2 separate regions of the Homo sapiens genome follow, and region 1 is linked to region 2. The links are chromatin loops, found by intact Hi-C in ENCODE. Cell type or tissue: psoas muscle. All regions are shown on one strand. Each heading gives the region's core, and the rest is flanking DNA. Links, peaks and the distances in the headings are about the cores only.

What was found. Peaks named below come from ENCODE experiments on the same cell type or tissue, not always from the same donor. Only the 100,000 strongest peaks of a DNase experiment are listed, where the experiment ranks them.
Region 1: a loop joins it to region 2, with 2.1 times the contacts of the local background. A loop is called at or near these places in 1 of 110 quality-filtered maps.

Annotation. Positions count from the first base shown.
Region 1 is chr16:79,442,807-79,448,186 of GRCh38, reverse strand. It overlaps a transcript of MAF not described here. Among named protein-coding and RNA genes, the nearest start is that of MAF, 160 kb to the left of the region's middle. In psoas muscle, for the core only: no CTCF peak of the experiment used is centred there; no DNase peak of the experiment used is centred there.
Region 2 is chr16:79,316,123-79,321,502 of GRCh38, reverse strand. It overlaps a transcript of MAF not described here. Among named protein-coding and RNA genes, the nearest start is that of MAF, 280 kb to the left of the region's middle. In psoas muscle, for the core only: a CTCF peak has its summit at 298; DNase peaks (open chromatin) are centred at 362 and 2,932; H3K27ac peaks cover 1,389 bases.

The DNA of each region.
Region 1 (5,380 bases), core at 86-5,085, 130 kb before region 2:
TCTGTGGCATGTGGCACTATTTGATAGCATTTTACCCACAGCAGAATTCCTTTCAAAACTGGAATCAAACCTCTCAAACGCTGCTGCTGCTTTATCAACTAAGTGTATGGAATATTCTAATTTTTTTGTTATCATAGCATCAGGAGTTGATTCCATCTCAGGAAGACACTTTCTTTTTTCTTCCATAAGCAGCAACATCTCATTCATTCAAGTTTTATTATGAGACTGCAGCAATTCAGTCATATCTTCAGGCTCCATTTCTTTTCTTTTTCTTTTCTTTTTTTTTTTTTTTTTTGAGATGGAATCTCGCTCTGTCTCGTAGAGTACAGTGACGTGATCTCAGCTAACAACAACGTCCTCCACCTCCTGGGCTCAAGCGATTCTCCTGCCTCAGCCTCCCACAGGCTCCATTTGTAATTCAAGTTCTCTTGCTAATTCCATCACATCTGCAGTTAAAGTCTGGAACCCTTTAGTCGTTCATGAGAATTAGAATCAACTTCTTACAAACTCCTATTAATGTTTATATTTTGATCTCCCTCCATGAATCACAAACGTTTCTAATGGCATCTAGAACGGTGAATACTTTCCAGAAGGTTTTCAATTTACTTTGCCCAGATCCACCAGAGGGGTCACTACTTATAGCAGCTATTGCCTTATGAAATGTATTTCTTAAACAAAAAGACTTAAAATTCAAAATTATTCCTTGGTCCATGGGCTGCAGGTTGAATATTCTGTTAGCAGGCATGAAAACAACATCCATCACCTTGTACATCTCCATCAGAGCTCTTGAATGACCAGGTGCATTGCTTTAATGAGCAGTAATATTTTGAAAGGAATCTTTTTTTTTTTTTTTTTGAGCAGTAGGTCTTAACAGTGGGATTAAAATATCCAGCGAACCATGTTGTAATCAGATGTGCTGTCATCCAGACATTGTTTCTCCACTTACAGCACCTAGGCAAAATAGATTTAGCATCATTCTTAAGGAACCTAGCTTTTTCACAATAGTAAGTAAGCTTTGGCTTCAACTTAAAGTCATCAGCTGTATTAACCCCTAACAGTCTCCCCAAAGACACCCATGTTGTCACTTTGTATGTCTCCATGAAATAATTTTGCTCATGTATGTAGTGATAACACTGCATACATCATTTTGAATACACCCAATTTATAATATTGAACATTTATCTATATTACCAAAAACTCTTGTGAAACCAATGTTGATTTCTTTTACTTTTTCTTCTGTTTTTTTCTCTCTCTTTTTTTTAATTTTTCTTGAGACAGTGTCTCACTCTGTCACCCAGGCTGGAGTGCAGTGGCACGATCATAGCTCACTGCAACCTTTCAACCTCAAACTCCTTGGCTCAAGTGATCCTCCTGACTCGCAACCTGTGTAGCTGGGACTAGAGGTGCTTACCACTGTGCTCGGCTAATTTTTTTTTTTTAGAGATGGGTGTCTCACTGTGCTGCCCAGGCTGGTCTTGAACTTCTGGGTTCAAGTGATCCTCCCACCTTGCCTCCCAAAGCACTGAGAGTGCAGACATGAGCCACTGCGCCCGGCCTGATTTCTTAAATGTAGCATTCAGAGGAAGTGAGACGTGCCTTCAATCCCTTTAGCCCATAATGGGGCTTTAGCTTTTGTAAAGCATTTTCAAACCTTTATCTTTTTAGTGATCATAACACTATAAGTTAGATGGGTGATTATGTAATTTATCACCCAAACAGGGTCACTTCTAGAGGTGAAAGGGTGCTATTAATACTCACACTAGGACAACAGGTGTAACCTGGGGCTGTCCTAGGCAAACAGAGACGCAGACACTCCAGCTAGGCAAGGCAGGGGCAATCTCAGGTTACTATAGAAGAAGCACAGAGGACAAGCGACTGTTCAAAAACACATATTGGTAACTGGTGGTACTGATCTTAGAACCCAAGATTTCAGGTTCCTAATCTAGTGCTCTATGAACCATACCCAGTGCCTCTCCCAGAGGATCTGCATAGCTTAGCAAATATCCTAGAGAGACATATCCCCTTCCATTGATGAAAATGAGATAAAATAACAGCTCCTTTCCTTCCTCCTTTCCCCTCTGCCCGTCCCTGCTTTCCTTTTCTCTCTTTTTTTTCTCTCTGTCTCTGTCTCTCTTTTCTTTCTTTCAATTTCTCATTGACCCCTAAGCCAGGTTACTGACACTTCATGAGAGGTCATTGTCCGAAGAAAGGCTTGCTATGAGAGATTAAGTCCCCTTTAATAAGAGTCAGTGTCTGATGTATTGTTTTTATTAAGGATGGTCTGCTCAAAAGAATGGTCATGTATGCATGCATTAGTGTCTTATCAGGCTAAAAGCTGGTTTGAAATAACATCTATAATACACCACAATCAAAACATTTAGGAGCAATTGTAATAATAAAAGGGCCTCCGGGAATTGGAATATTTCAGAACTACCTCCTGGATGAGACAGGGATGAGGGAGCGTCTGATGCAAACTGGTCCTTTGCTGTCAATCAGTCGACAAAGCGTATTCTGTACTCTTTCCCTTCATCCTTCCCTGACTCCATGGAAGATATTCAGCTTTGAAATCCAGCAAGGGTCTGTGAGTGGCCCTGGCCAGTGGAGTGCAGTGGACAAGGGGCACCTGAGCTTGGGGGGTTAGCACCTGAACTCTGGACTTACAGCCTTCTAAGGGTTTTGAATCCCAGCTGAGCCATCTATTTGCTCTGTGTCTTCCATATGTTACATCTCTGAAGACTTGGTCTCCTCATTTGTAAAAAGGGTTCTTGTAAAGAGTAAATGGATTAAACAAACAAACAACCTGTGCTTCTCCCGGGAACTGATACATAAAAACATCTGTATGTTGGCCGGGCGCAGTGGCTCACGCCTGTAATCCCAGCACTTTGGGAGGCCAAGGCGGGCAGATCACGAGGTCAGGAGATCCAGACCATCCTGGCTAACATGGTGAAACCCCATCTCTACTAAAAAAAAAAAAAAATACAAAAAATTAGACGGGTATGGTGGCAGGTGCCTGTAGTTCCAGCTGCTCAGGGGGCTGAGGCAGGAGAATGGCGTGAACCCAGGAGGAGGAGCTTGCAGTGAGCCGAGATTGTGCCGCTGCACTCCAGTCTGGGCGACAGAGTGAGACTCCGTCTCAAAAAAAATAAATAAATAAATAAATAAATCTTTATGTGTTTCAATGTATTTTTTAATCATCATTATTAATTTTTGCCAGAAACTGAACTCCACTCTCACATACACGTAGCAGGCTTTCTGTTCCTATCTGTTGGGTGTCCTTTTAAAGATTTCCTCATATGTTGATCCTCTTGGCCCATGCAATGCAATTAATAGATGTGATTCATCATTGAAATCAATCTGGGATTTCCAATGGACTCTGAAACTAGTTGCTATGATAAGGGGAGATTACGTGGGCCGGGCAATAATCTTCCAAAGTCCTTCAAAGCAGCATTCTGTGGCTTCTCCATGGAGCCCTGCACCCAGAAACAGTGTTGTAGCTTCGGTGTCCAAGGGACGAGGCCTCTGTCTCAGCATTTCTCGTGGTGCACTAAACATGCTGATGCTAAAACTGGCCCGAATCTTCTCACAATGATCCTCTGACCTTGAGTAAATACACTTTGCCCATCCTGTCTTATTTCATTCTCAGTATGGCCCTTTAAGATGCATTCAATTATTCCTCCCACATGCCCTTTTTTAAATATAAGGAAACTGAGACTCAGTAAAAGAACTTGCCCAAGGCTATATAATTCATAAGCAGAAAGCCATGCTTTGGAATGTACCTGTCCGACTATAAAATCCACGCTAATTTTTCTTAATATTTTAATTTTCATTATTAAAATAATACGTATGCATTGTATGAGATTTCTGAAAGTAGACTGAAAGCATAAAGAAGAAACTTAGCATTGTCCATACTCCTAGGCAAAATCAATATTTTTATTTTGCTATAAATCCTGTTGTTTTTCCTATAGGGCTGTATTTGTATTTGTGTGTGTGTGTATGTGTGTGTAAATGATAATAATAGAGGAATGTTACTATAATACATATTTTCATTTTGCTTTACCCATTTAATATTCTATCATGATTTTTCCCTACATAATTACCTATTAACTATCTTTCAAAAATGATGGTTTACAGACTAACACTTCTTCACACACACATATATTTGTGTGTGTACGTATATAAATGTTTAATTAATTCTCTACCTCTTTAGACATTTTAGTTGTTTGGTTTTTCTCAGTCAAAACTATGACATAGATAGAAATCTTCATTTAAAAAAAAAACAACCACAAGTGGCTTTACCATTTGCGGGACATATTCCGTGTGTTTTTACCATGTTACCTACCTCATTTAAATTAATCCTCCAAGCAACCCTGTGAGGTAGGTGTGACTATTATTGTCATTTTACTGATGAGAAGCTGATGCTTAAAGAAGTGAAATACATCATCCAGGCAGACATAAGTCACTTGTGACCAAGAACAAGTCGGATGCCTGTCTTGCAGGAGGTAAAAGCTGGTTCCCCCTCCACGGGGCCCACACCAATCTCTGCATTTGCTCCTGATATTATTTTGTTAGGATTTGTTCCTAGATGGAGAATGGCTGGGTATAAGAAAAGAGGTCCCTCTTTAGTTTTTGAAATTAATTACTAAATCAACCCTCATAAGGCATATTCTCCCTCCAGCAATGTAAGAAGTTCCTTATCCCTCAGCACAGACCACTGCCCCCAGGAAGCCCAGGCTTGGGCCATCCAACCAGACTGTCCCCAGAACCAGAAAGTCCCCCAGTTAGTGGGGCTGCCAGATATGGCCTGGAGGTGATGGAGAGGATGACCATCTTCTGATTGGTCAACATGAAATACTTGTATTAGGCAGGGGTTGGGGTGCCATGGGGGTTGACACTTTGAAGTCTCTTCCCAAAAGAAGTCCACCATCACTGAAGTTGAACCAAATGTCCCAGTTTAACAGTTTGCCCAGGAGGAAGCAAAGTGACAGCTTCAGGGTCATCTTGGACACCAAGGAGAGAGGCAGGAGACCAAGCATCAGTTTTGCTTCTTAGCCCTGACTGCCTGGCATTAGAATTATCTTTATTTGAAAAGTCCCTCCAGCAGAATGATCTTACACTTGTTACCTCCTTCTTGTGTGACCCCAATCAGTCCCATTAGACTCTGCTCTTCATCCTTGCTCTACATTCCTTCAAAGACAGGGACATACACACTAACCTTTCATCCACCCTTATTTCTGGCTGGTGTACCAATGCCTCCTGAAAATCAGTGTGGATTAAGTCTGCAGCTCCCTCACTGTCTGAGTACCCATTACAGCCAGGACTAGATTTCCCCAGATCTGTTGGGTGTGGTTTACCCTTTGGAGAATGAAGCTGTTTCCTCTGC
Region 2 (5,380 bases), core at 53-5,052:
GCTTGCTTTCTGTGAAGCTGTCACTGACTGGGCCTCTCCTCTCTAGCCTCCATGTTCTTGTAGCCCTTTCCCTCTCTTCCTCTGGATAAAATGCAGGATGTGATATTTGGGACATACTAGACATTACTTGCTGTTTATCTGAAATTCAAATTTAACTGGGCATCTTGTATTTGCGGTTCCCCTACCTTGAGGTGTGATGGATTCCATTCCCCTACCTTGTGGTGTGATGGATTCCATTCCCCTACCTTGAGGTGTGATGGATTCCATCCACTCCGACACCTCCCAAGACTGCGCTGTGGAATTTCCCTGGTGGAGAATTCTGGTAGGGCAGGCATCGAGGAGAATCACTGTATGTAGATGCTGCCAACACAGTGATTGGCACAGAACAGCTGTGCCTTGCATCACTGAGTAAACAAACGGACAGTAATGACCCTAATAAGGGCTACCAAGTGTGTGAGTGAGCAAAAGAGATCGAGATCAGACTCCTCAGTTAGTCACCTGGGTCTAACCCCACCTCTTGGAACTGGACTGGGTTCAAATCCCATCTTCTTCATTTACTGGACTGTGATCTCAGACTGTTTCTTAACGTCACTCTGCTCATCTTTAAAAGGAAAATAAAAACAGTACCTCCTGCATGGGGTTCTCGTGAGGATTCAATGAGATAATCAATATATAAAACACTTAACACAGGGCTATAGCAAATACTCTATAAACGTCACCCATTATTTATTAAGTGCCAAGCCCTGCCAAACACTACTATAGTTTTATATCATTTAATGTTCACAACAGCTCTATGGGATAAGTGTTAAAAGTCCCATTTTTCCCATGCAACCCTAGAAGCTGGAGGCACATTCATTCATTTGCCCAAAGCCACACCATTAGTGAAGGAGCTGGGATTAGAGTCCAGGGTGACTGGCTCCTTCTCGAGAGACAACGTTGCATAAGAAGCGAATTCTAGGTAGATTGGGGGAGTACCAGGAGCCTCCTTCGGAGATCTGCAGGTGCTGCTGCCCTCAGAGCCCACAGATGGGCCTACATTTCCACTGAACTCATGGGCTGACCAACGGCATCCCCACTCTGCCTCATGAAGCAGCAGCGTGTCCTGCAGCCAAATTCACAGCCCTCAGAAAATTGAGAAATTTCTTTCTTCCATTTCAGGAAGCCCCGTATCTTCTCTGGTGGATGTTTTAGCAGAATGGGAGCAGCTTTCTCCTTTATTCTTATTCCCCTATAATCTATTCTTTGGTGACCTTTAAGTATATATATAGAGAGAGACATCAGACAAAGATCACTCTGTCACAAAACCTTTTCAGTGGTTTCCATTGTACCCAAAGAAAATCCACATATGCACCAAACTCTCCTGGACATGGGTTCTGCCTTCCCTGATACTCCACTTTGTACCACCCTTCCTGTAAGCCTCAACACTGGCCTTCCTTCTGTCTGCCATGCAACCCAAGGTTGGTTGGACTCATACTCCTGGGCTAACCCATGGATATCACCTGGGCTGGATCTTAGAATCTCCTAAGAGCTGCATATTTTAAATATCTTCTCAAAGTTCAAGATTGACCTTAACTTTCACCTCTGCAGAAAGCCCATCTCCAACCATCCTGATCAAACAGTCGCCTAACCTCAGCCACTGCATCCCATCCTCCAGCCAAAATGATGTATTTCCGTATTTCTCTATGTGGTCATTGTTTCTCTCCCTCAACTGGAATATAAACTCCAGGAAAGCAGAGAATCACCCTGCCACTTTTCACTCTATGCCCACAAATGGTCCTTAGCACATCATAGTTGCTCAATAAATGTTTATAGGAGAAATGAATATGCAAATACATAAATCAATGGAGAAATAAGTAGAATAGTTTAAGAATAATCAGAGAAATGCCAAGAATCCCACCTGTCTGTTTTAAAGTGCATTATTGTCCCCCCAGCCCCTTTCCACCTACGTCAGATCTGTTACAGCCCAAATTTTCTATTTCTGTGAGTAAATGAGCACTTTCACAAACAGTTGTGCTTGGGGAAGGGGACTGAAGGTCAGTGTTAATTTAATCCACTAGCTAATATCCGGTTTATCAACCTTCTGCTTTATAAAGAAGCACTATATGTACATTTTTTACAAATAGTCTGAGCGCATTGATCCATAGAACTTCTAAAGTTTACTTCAATTAGAAAGAGTTTCAGATAAAGATCAAATTAATTAAGTCCTCTCCCCCGCTTAAAGTTCATCTTAATTAGCCATTGTTTCTTTCTCGAGGGCTTAGTAATTGGCTGGGCTTCAACCTGGACATAGAAGAATTAGAAGGGGACCTCCCCCCACCTCCCCAAAGTAGGCATTGACACCTGGCACAGCCCAGAGTTCTCTGCCTGGATATTTGGAGTGTGCCAGGGATTTAGGGAAAGTGTGCCTGCTTAAATGAAGGGAAATCTGCTGGAGAAAAAAAAATCTGTGATTCATCACAGAAGTGAATTTTCCGGTTTTCCTTGCTGAAATAAATAGTTGCAAAGGAAATGCTATTTTATTTTTGCCTCTCAATTTGTGTGTGTGTGTGAGTTTCATGGAGGTTTGAGGGTTCTGATGGCTGTTGAGGCTCAGGTGAGCAGATATGCTGTAAGGAGGAATCCACAGCTTTTGTCTTACCCATTGCAAACTTGGAGTCAATAAAAGAGAGGAGTCTTCCAGCAGAGGCTGTGTTTTCTGGTGTCCTGAGATGCTCTTTTCCCTGTGTCTCTTGTAGCCTTAAGAGTGTTTTATGGCACAATCTTTGATATTCAGGGAACAGGTGCAAATACTGTTAAGTGACAGGATGTGTCATGCAGATGATTTTAAAAGGAGCCATGAAATGGATGTATCCAATGAAAATATAATGTTTAATTTACTCCTTCCCAGAACTAGTGATGTTGCGCCAAGGGCTGTCAGCAGTAAATCATCTGCCGACTTAGATGACACCCAGCAATGTAGTTTCGGGAACGCTTTTTCTGGCTAGTGCAGGTTCAGGCTGATGAATCTATTCTGTCTGGCTCTGGGGCAGGTTTGTGGCTGTCACATGTTTGCATTTTCCCATGGATGGAGAATCAGAAGGGTGGGGACAGTGGACACCAGAAATTGCTCATGTACCCTGCAGAAGTGATGTATCTCCTCCTCCAGGAAGCCTTTCCTGATTAGCATGACTATGACTGGGCAATCCAAGTTGCTCCTTACCATTTAGCATCCCAAAGGACAATGCTCTCAAGCAGAGCCCTGCAGTGCTGTGTAGTGGATGCAACCTGGGAACAGGTGGATCATCTTGAATTAAGATCATCTTAATTCTTCTGGCCTAAGAGTCTCATAAGGCAAGGACCAATCTGTCCTGCTCTTCCCTGTAGCCCCACAGCCTACAAAAGAGAGATTTCTCACATATTATAAGTGCTCAAGACATATTTGGAGAATGAATGAATGAACGACAGAGCATATTCTCCTTACTCCTCAGCTAGGCCATAAAAGAACCAAACAAAGGCATGACACTGTTATGTTCCAGGATGTGGCTCTTTGCTCAGGGAAAATAAGAGTGAGTGAGTGAGTGAGTGAGTGAGTGAGTGAGTGAGTGAGTGAATGAATGAATGAATACAAGCTACCCCACAGATAGTAAATACTCTCCAAATGGAGCAGGGGCTGGGGGCTAGAAAACACAGTCAGCTTTGAACTCTCATGCAAAGAGAAGTGCAGATGATGTCATGTGTCCAGTGGGCTAGCATCAGGTGGAGCCCAGAGCAAATCGGCAGCCAGGCATGAGGAATGTGGGGCAAGGACAGCTGAGAAAAGTGGAAAACAAAGCATCTGCCTCCACCCTAGGCTGTTCCCTCTGGGAGGTCAAGGATAGTGTTGGCTTAGTTCACTGTTACAGTCCTGGTGCCTGGAATAAGTAAGAATTTGTGGTAGAAAGGAAGGGCGGAAGTAAAGATGGAAAGAAGGAAGGAAGAAAGCAAGGAAGGAAGGAAGAGAGGGAGGGAGGGAGGCAGAAAAGAAAGGGAGAACGGAGGGAGGGAGAGATGGAAGAAAAGAGGGAGAGAGGAAGTAGGGAGGGAGGGAGGGAAGAAAGGGAGAAAGGAGGGAGGGAGAGATGGAAGGAAAGAGGGAGAGAGGAAGGAAGAAGGGAGAAAAGGAGGGAAGAAGGAAGGAGAAGAAAGGAAAGAAAATAAAACAAAAGAATGAGAGATGAAGGAAGGAGGGAGAAAAGGAAGGAAGGAAGGAGGGAGGGAAGGAAGGAAAGAAGGAAGGAAGGAGAGAAAGGAGGGAGGGAGAGATGGAAGAAAAGAGGGACAGATGAAGGAAGGAGGGAGAAAAGCAAGGAAGGAAGGAAAGAAGGGAGGAAGGGAGGGAGGGAAGGAGGGAGGGAGAGAGACAGAGAGGGAAGGAAAATGGAGTGAGGGAGGAAGGAGGGAGAGAAACAAAAAATCCAGGGCTGAAGTGAAGGACTAGGTAACTCTTGGCTCCATCTCTTACTTGTGTGATGTAATGCATTTTCATTTCTCTAAGCCTGTTTTCTTCTTTTGCTAAATAAGAGTAATGAACCTTCGCTAGGTGAATTCACGAGGTGCTTTACTTCAAGTGACTCCTACTTTGTTGGTGTCCAATGAACATTGCTTTCTCCAACCTCACCCTCTTTCTTTCAGTCCAGCATCTGAGTGTTGGCAACCAGCCCAGAGAGGAAGAAGGGAGCGAGTAACACCTATTAGTTTGGGTCCTTCCATGGGTGTCCTTCCTCTGTCCCTATCTCCAGGGGAACTCTGTAAGGCCAACTGAATATTCTATAAGACCCCTGACCCCTCATGTTTCATCCTTCCCCCAGTAACATTTCTGTTTCCTCTGAAGGCATATCTTGGCATGCTGGAAGAGATGGAAAGCTGTCTGACACTCAAGGGGAGTGACTGGTGGCACCTTCCAGTGATCTTTGGGTTAATTGCATGCTGAAAAAAAAGATGCTTTAGCAATTCAAAGAAGGTAACATTTATCCCATTTAGCAGAAGAGAAAACCGAGGCTCAGAGACATGGAAACCGAGAAACACATGATGCAAATGTTGGCGCTAGAGCAGGTGTATGTCAGGGAGGAGGCAGAAAGGTTTTACCAGTGTCCTGCAGACCACAGTGTGTGGGCAGCTGCCTTCTCCATTTATGGGTGAATAGAGCTCTGCGGAGAGATGCATCTAGAACATTGCACAAGCTGAAAGTTCTCTGGAAACGGAGTGTGGTGAGCTTGTCAGTACAATCTTCCCTGTTTTGGTCATTTGCTAAGTAAGGTTACCAGCAACTTCAAAGTAGTCTCCACCATCAAATTGGAAATGGAAAAAGCTCGCATTTTGGGTGAGTCACGTTCTAACAGGCGCCCACGCCTTGAGGTAGAGT